Linked DNA regions of Homo sapiens: region 2 is linked to region 1. A link is an interaction called in ENCODE POLR2A ChIA-PET data of the cell type or tissue named here. Cell type or tissue: GM12878. All regions are shown on one strand. Links, peaks and the distances in the headings refer to the core of each region. The heading gives the core; the rest is flanking DNA.

Region 1 (7,890 bases), core at 3,462-5,961:
GAAGGAGAGAGAAACTGAGTCATGGTAACATTACTTTGGGCACAAGGACCCAACTATACCTGAAACCATTACCCCAGACTTTTTTTAATTCCATGAGCAAATAAATTATTTTTTCCCCTTTATGCTTGGACCAGTTTGAGCTGAATGTCTGTCACTCGCAGGGCGGAGTGATACAATTGGACAAAAGAAATCCCAGCGATTCTCTGAATTGGAACTCCAGGCCCGTTTTTGTTTGTTTGTTTGCTTGTTGGTTTGTTTTGAGACAAGATCTCTCTGTTGCCCAGGCTGGCCTCAATCTCCTGGCCTCAAGCAATCCTCCCACCTCAGCCTCCGAAGTAGCTGAGACTGCAGGCACACGCCACCACACCCGGCCCCATTGATGATTACCCTAAGCTCTCCTACCTGAGAGTTTAACTTACAAAACATGGTGATTATTCTTTACCTTTGTCTGCTTTTGTTTTTACACATCTTCCACCTCCTTCCTGAAGATGAAACCTGGCTTCCCCTAACAAAACCCCACTTCCCTCACAAACCAACGAGGTCGGCTCAGATTCTCACTTCCCCTCTGGGCCTGGAGCAGGGTCCGCATTTGCGCTCGCCGTCCACCACCACATCCCGACCAGGCTATTGCCCGGAGGCTCCACATGACCCTCTTTTTCCACTTTCCACTCCCACCTCCAGGACTCTGTGGCTTCCCTGTGACCATGTCATTGTCCAGAAGTTAGGGATCAGCCTCTGCTTAAAGATTTTTTCTGAGCCTTCCCTGGTTCTAACCACTTAGAAACTTGCAAGCTGGCACTGGCCCCAGTCTTTACCCCAAGGTATTCAAATGCTAAGGCTCCTCCAGTCATAAAAGGTATCCCTTGTGACAGGCAAAGATGATCCTATGTGCGTTCTAGGCTGCTCCCTCCGCCAGCTGCCACAGAGGAATCTGGACTGCCAGGCCTGTCCCTTGGGCTTTCATGATACAGAATCCAGAGGGAAAGGGACAGAAGACAGGAGCTCCTCCAGCTGGGGATGGGGAGCAGTTATGAATCTAGACGTGAAGGAGGAGCTGCCACAGTTGGGCTACACGCAGGAGTGCACAGGCCAGGCTTGACTTGAGCTAAAATCCAGCGCCCCCTACACCTGCCAAGCCTTGTGCACTAACGTGGATTGCAACCCCCAGAAAGGGGCCCCCATTTCTAACTGGTCCTCCCAGGTAACTTATTTACATTCAGAGGAAGGGGCTGAGTGTGGTGGCACATGCTTGTAGTCCCAGCTACTTGGGAGGCCAAGGCAGGAGGCTCACTTGGGGCCACGAGTTCAAGTCCAGCCTGGGCAACATAGCAAGCCTCTAAAAAACACAAAACAACAAAAACAAACAAACAAAAAAACCAAAGGAAGGCACCCTAAAAGCCAGCAGTGGTCTCTATCAGAGATGTGGATAAGAGAGGGGAACATATTTTAATAATAGCTGTGGCTCTATCTCCAAGGTGTTCAAGAATTGCAAGTCCAGAACTTGAGATGTTTTGTTTATGAGCTTTGCTCTAAAACGGGATAGCCTGGGCAGGAGAAGGGTTGATAAGGTCAGACCACTTTCTCTTTCTCTTTCCAATCTTGAGGCTCAGAGCTGGTCCTCAGCAAAGAGTGGAGTCAGTTTGCTTTGTGTTCCAGCCCTCCTAACCTCACTTCCCCCTACCCTTCCCTGCTGGGCAGCGCTGCCTCTCCCTCATGCTCTCTGTGGTCCGGCTGCCCTGCAGGCCCTCAGAGAGGATGTGAATGTTGCTGGAGGCCTTCTCCCCAACCACACTGCCTATACCTTAATTCCAACCCTCATCTCCTCTCACTGAAATTTCTTGCAACTTACCTAAGGGTCTGCCTAGATTGATGGGACCCTCCATACCCACAGTGCAAAGGATTATTTTAAGGGAGATCTTGGATCACATCTCTTTCCTACTTAAAGACTCTTCCACGGCTTCCCACTATCTGTAAGTCATGTTTCAAACTCCACAGCTTCACCCAACAAAACCTTTCCCGGTCTGACCATGCCTGTCTCTCAGCCTTATTGGCCTGTGCATGTCCTTTATTTCAACCTACTCTTCTACCTGTGGTTACACTGCGTGGCACCTTCCCGGATGTGCTTCTCTTTGCCTGGAATGCTCCTCTCTTCTCCTTTCTCCCCTCTGGCCCCTTCTGGCCAATGCCTACTCATCCTTCAAAACTCCGTTCAGATATCACCTCTGCCAGGAAGCCTTCTCAGACTGCTCTTTCTTCCGTCTGATTTAATGCCCTTCTGTAAGCTCCTATAGCTCCCATGTAGCAAACCTCTCACAGCCCCTGTCCCCAGCTCCACCATAACCCCTGTGCAGAGCTGCATCATAGCACTTATCACCCTGTACAGTAAACATCAATTTACTTATCTCTCTGTCCTAACTAGATGATGATTTCCAGGTCAAGCAGGAACCATAATTTATTCATCTTTGTAAACTCTGTGCCTGCCACAGAGTAGGCACTTAATAAATTTGTGTCAAATGGATGGATACATGGATGGATGGATGGATGGATGGATGGATGGATGGATGGATGGATGGACAGATGGATGGAAATTCACTAAGTCCACTCAGCACTGTAGTTCTGAAAGTTTAACATTTTGCATTCCTTCCCCTCCAGGTATTTGCACATTAAGAGAGATAATACTGGCTGGGTGAGGTGGCTCAAGCCTGTAATCCCAGCACTTTGGGAGGCTGAGGCGGGCAGATCACCTGAGGTCAGGAGTTCAAGACCAGCCTGGCCAACATGGCGAAACCCCATCTCTACTAATAATACAAAAACTATCTTGTTGTGTTGACCTGTAATCCCAGCTACTCTGGAGGCTGAGGCAGGAGAATAGCTTGAACCTAGAAGATGGAGGTTGCAGTGAGCTGAGATCGCACCACTGCACTCCAGCCTGGGCGACAGAGCGAAACTCCATTTCAAAAAAAAAAAAAAGAGAGAGAGAGAGATAATACTATGCAGTGCTCCTTAACTGAAGGCCTGCTAATCATCGGTGGTACACTGGAGGAGCATGGGAGGAGTGAGGATTTTCATAGCAGTTACTAAGAATTCTCTCCCCCTCCATTTCCAGGCCCACCTGCTAATGAGACAGACATCGTCTGCCAACCCAGCCTGCTATCCTGAGTTTTAAAGACACTGCTAGTCACCTGACACTTTCCTAACTTTCCCTAATCTCTGTTCTCTTCTGTCCTATTTTTTTGTGTTGCGTTCGCTATACACAATAATACAATAAAATTCCACCTTCCAGGAGTTATCCACTGGGCCTCCACCTCTCCCAAAATTCCCCCAACACCAAAAGGCCCTTGATACTCAGCCCTCCATAAACCTGAGCTTACTCTACAAGACACATGATCTTTTCAATCCAATAAGGTCTTACTGGACCCTGGACCTGAATCATTATATGCAAACCTGCTGAGTGTCTATTATTTATTGTAGATCCCAGAGCATCTCTTCAGAAAGGGCTATGATGCAACCTGTTAGTTTTGGTTTGATTGTGTTTTAAAGCCGTAGCACCAGGCCGGGTGTGGTGGCTCACGCCTGTAATCCCAGCACTTTGGGAGGCCGAGGCAGGCGGATCACCTGAGATCAGGAGTTCAAGACCAGCCTGGCCAACATGGTGAAACCCCATCTCTACTAAAAATACAAAATTAGCCGGGCATAGTGGCACACGCCTGTAGTCCCAGCTACTCGGGCGGCTGAGGCAGAAGAATCGCTTGAACCTGGGAGGTAGAGTTTGCCGTGAGCTGAGATCAGGCCATCGCACTCCAGCCTGGGCGACAAGAGCGAAACTCAGTCTCAAAAAAAAAAAAAAAAAAAAAAAAGCCATAGCAGTATCAGCACTCTTGTAATTATGGTGGCCTTAACGTTTTCCATAGAAGTTAAATACAGTAAAAGAATGCTAACCTTTACAGCTAGCAGAGGACATGTAGGTTGCCTAAGTGATACTTTTTCACAGCAAAGGAGACTTATCTTTACGTGGAGATGGCCTCACCAAAAGCATTTAAGAAGGCTTTTACAAAAGAAGCAGAGGGATCATAAAACACAAAACAGTAACAATAAAAATAAGAACACAAGAATTAAGAAATTAAAGTCGAAGGAGAATATGTCTCTGAAACCAAGGCTCAGGAAAGTTAATCCACAGAGCTTCCTGACAGTCACAGCAAAGGCAAAAGTGCGACAAATTGGCTAATAAGAAAGTAAAGCAGTGTTTGTTACCCCTCTTTAGCGGACTTTATTTTTCCTTTTGTCCAGCATCTCTCCATATCGGGAAATGCTCTTCTCCCCATCCAGGCCCCACTCAAATCATGTGATTCAGGCGGGAGCTCTCACGTCATTACAGGCCTCTCCGCCTTTCTATCTTCTGTCTCTCTCTCTGTCTCTCAAACACACACACACACACACACACACACACACACACACACACACACACACACGCACAGCTCTTTAGCCAAGGGTGGACTCCTAACCTAGGCTGGGCTGATCATTGTGCCCCACCTCCCTGGCACAGTGATTGGCCTAGGATTGGGTAACTGAATGGGGCTGAGCCAATCAGAGTCTTTCCCAGGGGTTTTTCAAGCCACAGGTAGAGAAAGTCCCTCATTTTCCCTCCAGAGCCAAGGCTAGGAGTCTCATAGCAGCCAATAGGCAAACTCCCAACCGTGTGGCAGAAGTCAGCCTGAGAAACCCAACCTGAGAGAAGCCAAGTGAGGGGTGGAGAAAGAGCACGCAGGCTGCACGAAAGGGCCTGGTTCCTCTTCTCCCTGGGCTCTGCTGCATCCCAGCCCTTCCTATGATTTGATAATGTGACCAAATACCTTTCTCTTTGCCTAAGCTGATTGACTTGATTTCCTATCCCTCGAAACCAAAAAATGCTCACCAATAAAGGAATATGAGGCAGCGCAAATGGATGTTGCGCTCATGGCAGTTTTACCAAAAACACAAAGGCTCTGCATGTGGCCAGCTCTTTTCGTGGACTGTTTGGTGCTTACCATGTTAGACCCTTGTCCTGAAAAAACATTTTCATGGAGGGACAGTTGCATATCCATGGGTTTGATGCAGGGATAAAGCTCACAACTTGAGCTATGAATGATGAAAATATTTCTCTGTTGTGTTTTAGTTGGGAGCTGCATGGAAGATTATCTAAAATTGAAGAATAGATTTTCTAATCTTGATTGGAATAATATCCACATGCTGTGGATCTCTCTATGAAGAGGCCTGTTTTCAGTTTAGACATCATGGGTAGGGGTGACAGAGATGACACTTCCTTGAAAAATCAAAGGACCTAATGGCACTTCTGCCCTGGTGCAGAACCCCTCTCCCCACTCCCAGTGCAAAAAAACAAAAGAACTGCAAGAGTCACATTGTATGCATGGCACATCTGTATGCAGGTGGTCACATGAGCGACCGGTTCAATCCATAATATTCTGAGGCATTTTGGATTTTGGAACTGTTCCTTCCCATTTTTCCTGTGATAGCCACATTTTATCATCTTTCCCTTTTCTAAAGTTGCCCAATAGCTTCCCACACAACTCTGTGAGGACTTCCTGCTCTGGCCAGGATGCTACTTAATCAGTGACTGGACCTGCAGGAGGAAGATCCAAGCGTTCGTTCACTTCACGCATTTACAGGATGTCTGCTGAGTGTCAGCCATTGCAATGGCATCGAGGAGAAGAATAAGGTGGTCACTGCCTTCACATGGCTTGCATTTTCAACCTGCTTTTAGTCCACCCATGATGGATGATGCCTTCATGCCACACATCCCTACAAGTGTATCCAGGGCTCCTCACAGTTTTGCAGGGAGCAGAGGAGTGAACGTGCTAATAATTACCTTCTTGCATATTTGGGTCTCAGGATCCATATCTCTGATGCCTATGTGACAAGGGTCACGGAATCCCCTCATAACTGTGTAGTTTTCATGATACTTTAACATCTATTCTGCATATATTGCAGGCCTAGCAAATAGTTTTGAATTGGAAGCCGTTGATATCAACAAGCCCAGTCGGAGGAAAGCCTGCTTGGGTGGAGGCAGGACAAGCAGCAGCAGCCTCCAGCTTCCAGAGACAGCCCTGACAGCAGTGCCAGTGGCTGCAGCTGTGCAGCTGTGGCCCCAGCATTGTACAGCAGCAGGGAAGTCCTCCCCACAGGAGTCCTGGGTGGCTTCGGGCTGCGGTCCTGGCCCCTGTCTAGCCTCCCTTGCACCTGTTTGTCTTCTGGGTTTGGTTCTCCAAACTTCTTTGGGGATTTTATGAGTTCCTACTATCATTTACATAAATTCCTCTTCTCGAATAAGCCAGAGTTGATTTCTGTTTCTCAGAACCAAGAAATCTGACTTATTACCACGCATAAAGTGTTGGGGCAAATAAATTAATAAATGAATCCATTTTACTATTCGCGTTTCACAACTTGCTGGGATCGGTAGACGTAAATTGTTAGCCTCGCTCTATTGTAGACATCGGCGTTGAGCCTCAGAGGAGCCAAGCAATTCCTCCAAGATTTACACAGCCAACAAGTGGCGAGTCCGGACTGAAACCCCAGTGCCATAAGTCTTTTTTTTTTTTTTTTTTGACGGAATCTCTCACTCTGTCGTCCAGGTTGGAATGCAGTGGCATGATCGCAGCTCTCTGCAACCTCCGCCGTCCGGGTTCAATCGATTCTCCGGCCTCAGCCTCCTGAGTAGCTGGGACTACAGGCACACGCCACCGTGCCTGGCTAATTTTTATATTTTTTAGTAGAGACGGTGTTTCACCATGTTGGCCAGGCTGGTCTTGAACTCTTGACCTCAGGTGATCCACCAGCTTCAGCCTCCCAAAGTGCTGGGATTACAGGAGTAAGCCACTGCACCCGACCTCAGAGTCTTTATTTATTCCACTTAGGACAACTATTTGTATACTCACTGCTGAAGTACTAATGCATTAGACTAAAGAGCGCTGGAGGTGCTATATAACATTTAAGATATGCTAATATCCAAAGAATTCTGAATGGCAAAGCACATCTGGCTCCCAGATTTTTGGGTAAGGGATTATGGGGCTTTCTGATAATGTTAACAGTTTTCATTTTGGTGTTATTTGTCTACCTTTTCTCACATGCATATCTTTCCATAGTTTACATGCAATTTTGCATCTTGCTTTGCCCCCTGTTTTCATTATAATATTTTTCCTACGGTGCTCCATGCTTTTCATAATGACTATTTATTATATTGCTACCAATTTCAACAGAGGCATAATATGAAAATCATTCTCTCACTGTGGACATTTAGGTTGCTTCCAGTATTTTGTTTTTATACGTGACGTGGTAATCTTTGCATTAAGCATTTTTTCCCAGTTTGGAATATGGACGGCCTACATTTTTTCAGGCACTTTGCTGGATTCTTTTTATTTCATTCAGTCTTCATAATATCAAGTAGATAGCATGGTGTCCATTTCATCCTTGGGGGAGCTCACTTTGATGGGAAGAGTGGTTTCCCCATGATGTCTAAACTGAAAACAGGCCTCTTCACAGAGAACAGAAATGTGGCTAACAGGTCATTTCCTATGACCCCTCAGCTCCCCAAGACTCTTTTGCTAGTGTAGGCTACATAAGCTGAAAATGAGGAGGAAATGTAAAAATCAGAGCCTCCTTGTGCTCATACACACATGCACAGGCAGGATACTGTTGGAACATTCATTCCAGTTTATGTCTGGGGGCTGAGCTGACAGACCCCCATAGCAGCAAGGACCCAGCATGCCTTAGGACATCAGTCTGGATCAAAGGGTTAAAAAAGAGACAAGGAAGCAGGGTCAGGGTGTGCAAGGTGAAAAGACAGTGCGCTCTGAAAATATATGGGACCTCACTGTGGCTAGAACCAGAAACTGGTTC
Region 2 (7,890 bases), core at 2,478-4,977, 300 kb after region 1:
GGTCTATCGCCAAGCTTAGTGTTTTTCACTACATCACAGCACAACTGCCAGATATACTGTTTCTAAATGTAGAGATTTTAGAAATTAATTTTTATATTGTATTAAGTAAGTACATTTTACAAACAGAGAGGTAAGTAAAATTTGACCAACTGTCACGTTAGCAGCATCTAGGGACCTGGATTCATGCATGAGAATTTCCTAACTGAAATAAGAAACGATACCATCTTCAAGACCATGGCTAGGAAGTGGTTCCCTGCTACATTCTTGCAAAGAAGACAGAACAAACTCACTCTTGACAATCATATTGTATAGCTCTGATTTAAAGCTTTCTGTGAACTGAACACACTGGGGGAAATGAGCTTGCTTAAGGTTATTTAACAAAGACCCAGGAGATTGAGGCAGCCGGGAAGTCTGGGAACCACTATCTATAAAATGGAGGGCCTAAACTAATGAAATCAAGGCCCGATGAGATTACAAAAATGACATGCTTAAATTCTACACTAACCCTTACTTAACGCCTGTTTATCCTAACTTAAAATTAAACATACCCACATAATTCATATGTAAGAAGAAATCAGCAAAATGAACAGAAAAGGCAACATCTCCACCAATCTGTGGCTCCCTTCTCTACATACACTGTGAGAAACAAATATGTTCTGAGCACTCACTACGTGTAGAATATGGCAGTAATCATTCCCTTTGTCCGTTCTGCAGATAGCTTAGAGTGCTTATACTCTCAAAGGCCCCGAGATTAAAGCATATTACCTGCAGATAGGTACACTGCCATGAACTGCTCTTGACCCAGAATGTTCACTATGCTGGAAGAGAAGCTCCACAAAACATACATATTTGCTGCCATGTGAAATAAGGAGAAATGACTGAATGTTGACAGCAACATTGGAGAACAAAGGACCTCTACAAGAGAGAGAAACATAGTCTGGTAATCATGAAACACACAGCCAATAAAAATTATCCATTTTAAACTTTTAAAATTAGGCCGGACGCAGTGGCTCACGCCTGTAATCCCAGCACTTTGGGAGGCCAAGGCAGGCGGATCACTAAGTCAGGAGTTCAAGACCAGCCTGGCCAACATAGTCAAACCCCATCTCTATTAAAAATATAAAAATTAGCCAGGTGTGGTGGCGCACGTTTGTAATTCCTGCTACTCGGAAGGCTGAGGCGGGAGAATCACTTGGACCCAGGAGGTAGAGTTTGCAGTGAGCCAAGATTGAGCCACTGCACTCCAGCCTGGGCCATAGAGCGAGACTCTATCTCAAAAAAAAAAAAAAAAAAAAAATTTATGAAACAAACATGGAAAACAAAAACAGCTATTTTTAAGACTTTTTTTTTTTTTTGGAGAGAGTCTTGCTCTGTCGCCCCAGGCTGGAGTGCAGTGGCACGATCTTGGCTCACTGCAGCCTCAACTTCCTCAAGTTGAGGCTCAAGGGCTCAAGTGATCCTCCCACCTCAGCCTCCTGAGTAGCTGGGACCACAGGTACATACCCCATGCCCAACTAATTTTTGTATTTTTAGTAGAGATGGGGTTTCACCATGTTTCCCAGGCTGGTCTCGAACTCCTGAGCTCAAGCAGTTCACCTGCCTCAGCCTCCCCAAGTGCTGGGATTATAGATGTGAGTCACTATGCCCAGCTTAAGACATCATTTTTAAAAGTGACAAAAAGCTGTCTTAATAAATCTCTTTTCTACTTAGTAAGCAACCAATAAAAACTCTCAGTTCAATGAAAGCAACTTGTCCTTATGGCAAAAGTTGATTAGAAAAAAATAAGCAGTCTGGGCAACATGGCAAGACCTCATCTGCACTAAAAACAAAAAAAATTAGCTGGGCATGGTGGCATGCACCTGTAGTCCCAGCTCCTGGGGGCTGAGGTGGGAGGATCAGTTGAGCCTGAGAAGCAGAGGTTGCAGTGAGCCAAGATCGTATCACTGCACTCTAGCCTGGGCAACAGAGCAAGACCCTGTCTCAAAAAATAAAATAAAATAAAATAAAAAGTAAATTGGCCGGGCGCAGTGGCTCACGCCTATAATCCCAGCACTTTGGGAGGCTGAGGCGGGCGGATCACGAGGTCAGGAGATCGAGACCATCCTGGCTAACATGTTGAAACCCCGTCTCTACTAAAAATACAAAAAAATTAGCGGGGCGTGGTGGCGGGCACCTGTAGTCCCAGCTACTCAGGAGGCTGAGGCAGGAGAATGGCATGAACCCGGGAGGCGGAGCTTGCAGTGAGCTGAGATCACGCCACTGCACTCCAGCCGAGCCAGGCAGATCACCTGAGGTCAGGTGTTCAAGAACAGCCTATCCAACACGGTGAAACCCTGTCTCTATTAAAAATACAAAAACTAGCTGGGTGTGGTGGCGGGCACCTGTAATCCTAGCTACTAGGGAGGCTGAGGCAGGAGAATCACTTGAACCTGGGAGGTGGAGGTTGTAGTGAGCTAAGACTGCACCACTGCACTCCAGCCTGGGCAACAGAGGAAGACTCCGTCTCAAAAAAAACAAAGAAAAAGAAAAAGAGAGGTGAGGTCCCTGTCCTCAGTGAAGGAGCTTACAGCCTATCCTCTGCATTTTGCTTGTAGCTATTGATAGGTAATTCGTCTTTTTTACAGCACTTCCATTAACTAAAGCATATTTCTTTCATATTATTTCTACCTTAAAATAAATTCACACAAGTTAGACTTACTTGAGGCTGGATTCGATGTGAAATATCTGATCATTGTCCGCTGCAGAGAAGGTACTCTCCATAAACAGAATACAAGGACATTTGCAGCTATAATACCTACAAAATAAATATTTATAATTTAGGGAGGTTAAAAATGAAAGCAGGAAAGTCTGATCTACATTACCCCCTTGTAAGATTCTTCCACAATTATGTAAGAGTACTGTATACCTGGGGGATAGGGGGTGAGCCAAAAAAAAGCAAGTGAAATGAATGCTTTTAAAGTATCAGCACTGCCTAGGGTTGGTAAAGTCACAGAATTCCTGGGAAATTGTAAATGCTCTGGGAGCTAACTTCCTTTCCCTAGATCCATATTTTACTTCTTTAGAAGAGCTTACTTTTCTCAATTATAATCAGATCAATAATTTATTGTCTATAATAGCCAAACCAAAGACAGAAGTAATATACAGAATTAGGTTCTTTGGCCAAGAGTAGAAGAGCTAACATTACTTCTTTTTCCTCAGGGCATGGTATGCTTCTTAAACTTACTGCCAGCTTATGGAAACATATGTGAGTCATCTGTGTAGGTGAAGGTCAACATGTCTGAGAAAAATAGTCATGTGATAGGAATTCAGGGATAATTTAGAAAACCTCTGCAACTGCTTCTAAAGTCTGTTTACATGTGGGAGTTGAGTGACTTTCCTTTTTCTGTAAGTGTTGATGTTGTTAGTACTACGAAATTGAGGTTTATTCGATAATATAATTAACTTGTTACATTTTAGATAAGAAATTATTATTGAAAACTACAAACTTCAAAAAATATATTAATTTTATGAATTGCCACAACTCCTTCACATAGCAGGTATTCCTCTACTTGTTGAATTAAAATAAACATTTGTCATTCCTCCAGTCTCTGTAGGCAACAGGCAAGTAGCACTTTCACCTTCTTCGATGCCAATAAGGACTGATTTCAATAACATACTGGTAAGAGGATTTACTTTAGAAAACATTCTTTGTCTTGTCCCTGGCAGCTGATCTACATCTCGGTGTTACCTGTGGCTTCCGCAGTTGCTCATTCTGTAAGGTTCTCAGCTAGCCCCTGGCATTTCTAGTCTGTCCAGTTTTTGCTCTCCCACTTGAGAGGTGGGAAAGGAAGCTACATTTTTCACAGATCTTAAGACATTTTTTCCATTTTAATATCTGAAATCAGGATGCATCTTATAACTGGTAGCATTTTTTCTTTCTCCGTAGTACATTAAATAAAATTTTACTGCATTTTGTTGAACTGATTCCATCAGTTGTATCAGATGTCTCACTAGCAGGGACTGTGACAGCATTATACCACCTTTGGTAAATAATTACCCAGAACTCTTTTAAAGATGGTGAGAGGGACAGCATTTATGCAAAGATGGGAAAAGGGATCATACACAAGGCAATGAAGAGCGAAGAGCACTGTGTACACCTCCCAATGTGGAGCCTGGAACCCTGGGAAGGGCAGGCGGGCAGAGCCTCCTCACAGGGACTGGAGTCTTGGGAGGTTTACCCTATAGGAAGAGAGCAGTGATTCGTGTTGCTCTGGATTCCTTAGATTCCTTTGGGAGAGTTAATCATCTTTACTACCCAGAGTGCACCCTTAGGTCTAGGTTGTCATACCCAGTGATTGATATCTTAGGGTAAAGACGACCTGAGAATGGTCTGGCCATGATCATAAAGATCGGATTGCTATGATCATGATCAGTCAGGGCTTTGGTGTTTTATTCTAATTGTGGTTCAAGGCAAAGAGAGCAAGATGGGGTCCCTGATCCTGCCTACTAGGCTGAAAAATGGCAACGACTACTCTGCTTCCTCTGTCAGTTCCATGGGCAACTTCCTCAAACCACAGACACACAGCACACCCAGCTTCTGGAAACCACAGGCACCACAGCACTGTCAAGACGAGGATATGTTTCTGGATAAAGTGATTAAAATAAAGGAAAATACATGAAAAAAAATGAAAGATAAAGGCCGGGTGCGGTGGCTCACGTCTGTAATCCCAGCAGTACTTTGGGAGGCTGAGGCGGACGGATCACCTGAGGTCGGGAGTTCGAGACCAGCCTGACCAACATGAAGAAACCTCGTCTCTACTAAAAATACAAAATTAGCTGGGCGTGGTGGTGCATGCCTGTAGTCCCGGTTACTCAGGAGGCTGAGGCAGGAGAATCACTTGAACCCAGGAGGCGGAGGTTGAGGTGAGCCGAGATCACGCCATTGCACTCCAGCCTGGGCAACAAGAGGGAAACTGTCTCAAAAAAAAAAAAAGCGGGGGGAAAGATAACCAAAGACATTGAGGTTAACAGTAGACAAAGAGTTAACACTGCTAAGTTTTCAATCCAAACGCAAGAAGCTTTTCTGATAAATAATGAGTACTGGCACTGAAACAGACTGTAGCCAAAATCCCTTACTTCATAAGCCAGTGGTCATCAAACTGCTTTCATGGGGCACCCCATTAGTAAACACCATCCATTAGTAACAGACACATCCCATATATGTATACTTATTAACAAATTATGTACGTGAACCACTATAAATTCATAAGACACACTTAACAAATTTAAAAGAAATAAGAAAAGTGAAATGCACATACTTTCTTCTTTGTAAACCCTATTCTGAAGGCCAGTTATAGATGAGAAAAACAGGCTCTAAAAGGTACAAGTTGTCAGAGGGCCAAATTCAGTGGCCAAGCCAGAATTCCTAATCTAGTGCTCTTTCTACTATACATCAAGACATGGGTAGCCAGGAGGATTTATTTTGACCTTGGTCACTCTAGGACTTCAGACACCACATAAAAACGGCTTCCTTGCTGGGAAACAGCATATGCTGGTCCCCAGAAGCGGATGAGCATGAGAGGATGTGTGGCAATCCTAGGCCTACTGAGGCAGTACTGCATTTTGGCTAAAAGTATGGGTGAAGGAGTCCAGCAGAAGTGACTCTGTCCTACTTACATTATAACCTGGGGAAGAGGCCTAACCGCTCAGCTTGTTTCCTCTTCTGTAAAATGAGAATAATAAAATCTACCTGAAAGGGTTGAACGGGCCGGGTGTGGTGGCTCACGCCTATAATCCTAGCACTTTGGGAGGTCCAGGCAGGAGGATCCATCCCTTGAGCCTAGAAATTTGAGACCACCCTGGGCAACATAGTGAGACCTCCTCTTTACAAAAAAATGAACAAAATCAGCTGGGCATGGTGGCACATGCTTGGGTCCTAGCTATTTGGGAGGCTAAGGTGGGAGGATTGCTTGAGCCCAGGAGGTCAAGTCTGCAGTGAGCCAAAATTGCACCACTGTACTCCAGTCTGGGCGACAGAGGGAGACCCTGTCTCAAAATAAATAAATAAATAAATAAAAAGAAAAAAAAGGGCTGAGTGACGATGAAATGAGAAAACATGATGAAATGTAGCAGTCACACAGTGAACCAGCAAATGGAAAACATGGTGAAAAGAGAATGGCCTTTTCAAGTCTGAATCCTAAGTATGTCACTTAGCAGTTTTGTGGCCTGTGGCACTTTATTCCCTCATTTGTAAAATGAGGACAATACCTCCTACCTCATAAAGGTTGTAGTGAGGCTTAAATAAGATAGTACATGCACCTAGCATGCAAATGAACAAAGAATAATGGTTTCCTCCTCTCTCCTTTTCCTTTGAGAAATAGAAGAGCTTAAGTTTTGTATATCTCCACTTAGGAGGGATGTCACCTGCTTCTTCCTGACTCGGTAACTCTTGGACAAGCTTGGCACTACTGATTCAGGAAGGCACTGCTGTCCTAGTGCCTACCCTCACACCTGTGTAACGCACTGGACTATGTCAGTGAAAAATAACAAAGTAAGGAGCTCTGAAAACTCTCCTTCATAAGAGCAATGAAAGAACTGGCAAAAAATGTCAGAATCAACCTTTTCAGAACTCTGGAAACTAATCAAAGGCTTATAGCAAACCAGGGTGTATTTACTTAAGAAAAACAGCTGAATCTCAAAACACCTAGCTTTGCAGCGTTTTTTGTTTGTTTATTCATTTTTTTCTTTTTTGAGACGGAGTCTCGCTGTCTCCCAGGCTGGAGTGCAGTGGCGCAATCTCCGCTCACTGAAAGCTCCGCCTCCCGGGTTCACACCATTCTCCTGCCTCAGCCTCCCGAGTAGCTGGGACTACAGGCACCCGCTACCACGCCCAGCTAATTTTTTGTATTCTTAGTAGAGACCGGGTTTCACCATGTCAGCCAGGATGGTCTCAATCTCCTGACCTCGTGATCTGCCCGCGTCGGCCTCCCAAAGCTTTGCAGCATTTTAACTTGGCCTAGTCCAATCCCCCACTCTCTAGTTACAAGGTAGTCTTGAAAACCGAGGTAGCTGGTAGAATGGAGCTGGAGCTCTTTCAAAGCCTCATTCCCAAAGAATTGTCATTATTTGACCTGGCTGTTGATTCCATGCAAAACCCACTTTCAGGGCTGTCTGTTTAACCTGACTGGGAGCTCCCCAAGTATAAAACTTTTCACAGAGGGCATTTGTCAAAAACAATGACAGGTAAGTGTTTTAAGTTTGAGGCTGCCTGAGATGATGGATAACACTTGGGGGCAAATAAGAGACTAATCAAAAATCTTGAGGAAAAGCAGGGGAATAAGATTTCCATAGAAACTCTGAAAACCTCTAACATATTCCTGGACTCTACAAGGCCACATGCATAGTAAGACAAAATAGACCTTAAGACAAAATTCATTGCTAGAGAAAAAGGAGGATATTATATAATGATGAAAAGGTCAATCCATCAAGAAATAGCAATTAGAAACATATGTACCTAACAAAAGAATCTCAAAAATGAAGAAAAATGGACAGAACTAAAGGAATAAATAACAATAATAGCTGGAGACTTCAGAACTCTATTTATAATAATGGAGAGAATAATTAAATGATCAGCAAGGAAGCAAAAGACTTCAGCAGCTCTATAAAACGACTAGACCTAACAGACATCTATAGAACACACCACCCAACAAAAACAGAATATACATTCTTCTCAAGTGCACATGCAGCACATTCCAGGATATGTTCAGTCACAAAACAACTCTCAATAAACTTAAACTAAAACACTAAAATTATACAAACTATGTCCTCTGATCACTTGGAATGAAATTACAAATCAATACAGAAATAAATTCAGAAAATTCACCAGTATATGGAAATTAACAAACTCCTAAA

What was found. Peaks named below come from ENCODE experiments on the same cell type or tissue, not always from the same donor. Only the 100,000 strongest peaks of a DNase experiment are listed, where the experiment ranks them.
Region 2: POLR2A ChIA-PET joins it to region 1 with 7 read pairs; 2 of 35 experiments call an interaction of 5 or more read pairs at or near these places.

Annotation. Positions count from the first base shown.
Region 1 is chr3:183,540,331-183,548,220 of GRCh38, forward strand. The region is part of intron 1 of KLHL6 (kelch like family member 6); the gene reads right to left. Among named protein-coding and RNA genes, the nearest start is that of KLHL6-AS1, 4.5 kb to the right of the region's middle. RefSeq lists an enhancer at 649-758. In GM12878, for the core only: no CTCF peak of the experiment used is centred there; a DNase peak (open chromatin) is centred at 4,641.
Region 2 is chr3:183,841,533-183,849,422 of GRCh38, forward strand. PARL (presenilin associated rhomboid like) reads right to left here. Exons shown (of 10, transcript NM_018622.7): 5 at 2,699-2,794; 6 at 766-915. Among named protein-coding and RNA genes, the nearest start is that of MAP6D1, 20 kb to the left of the region's middle. In GM12878, for the core only: no CTCF peak of the experiment used is centred there; no DNase peak of the experiment used is centred there.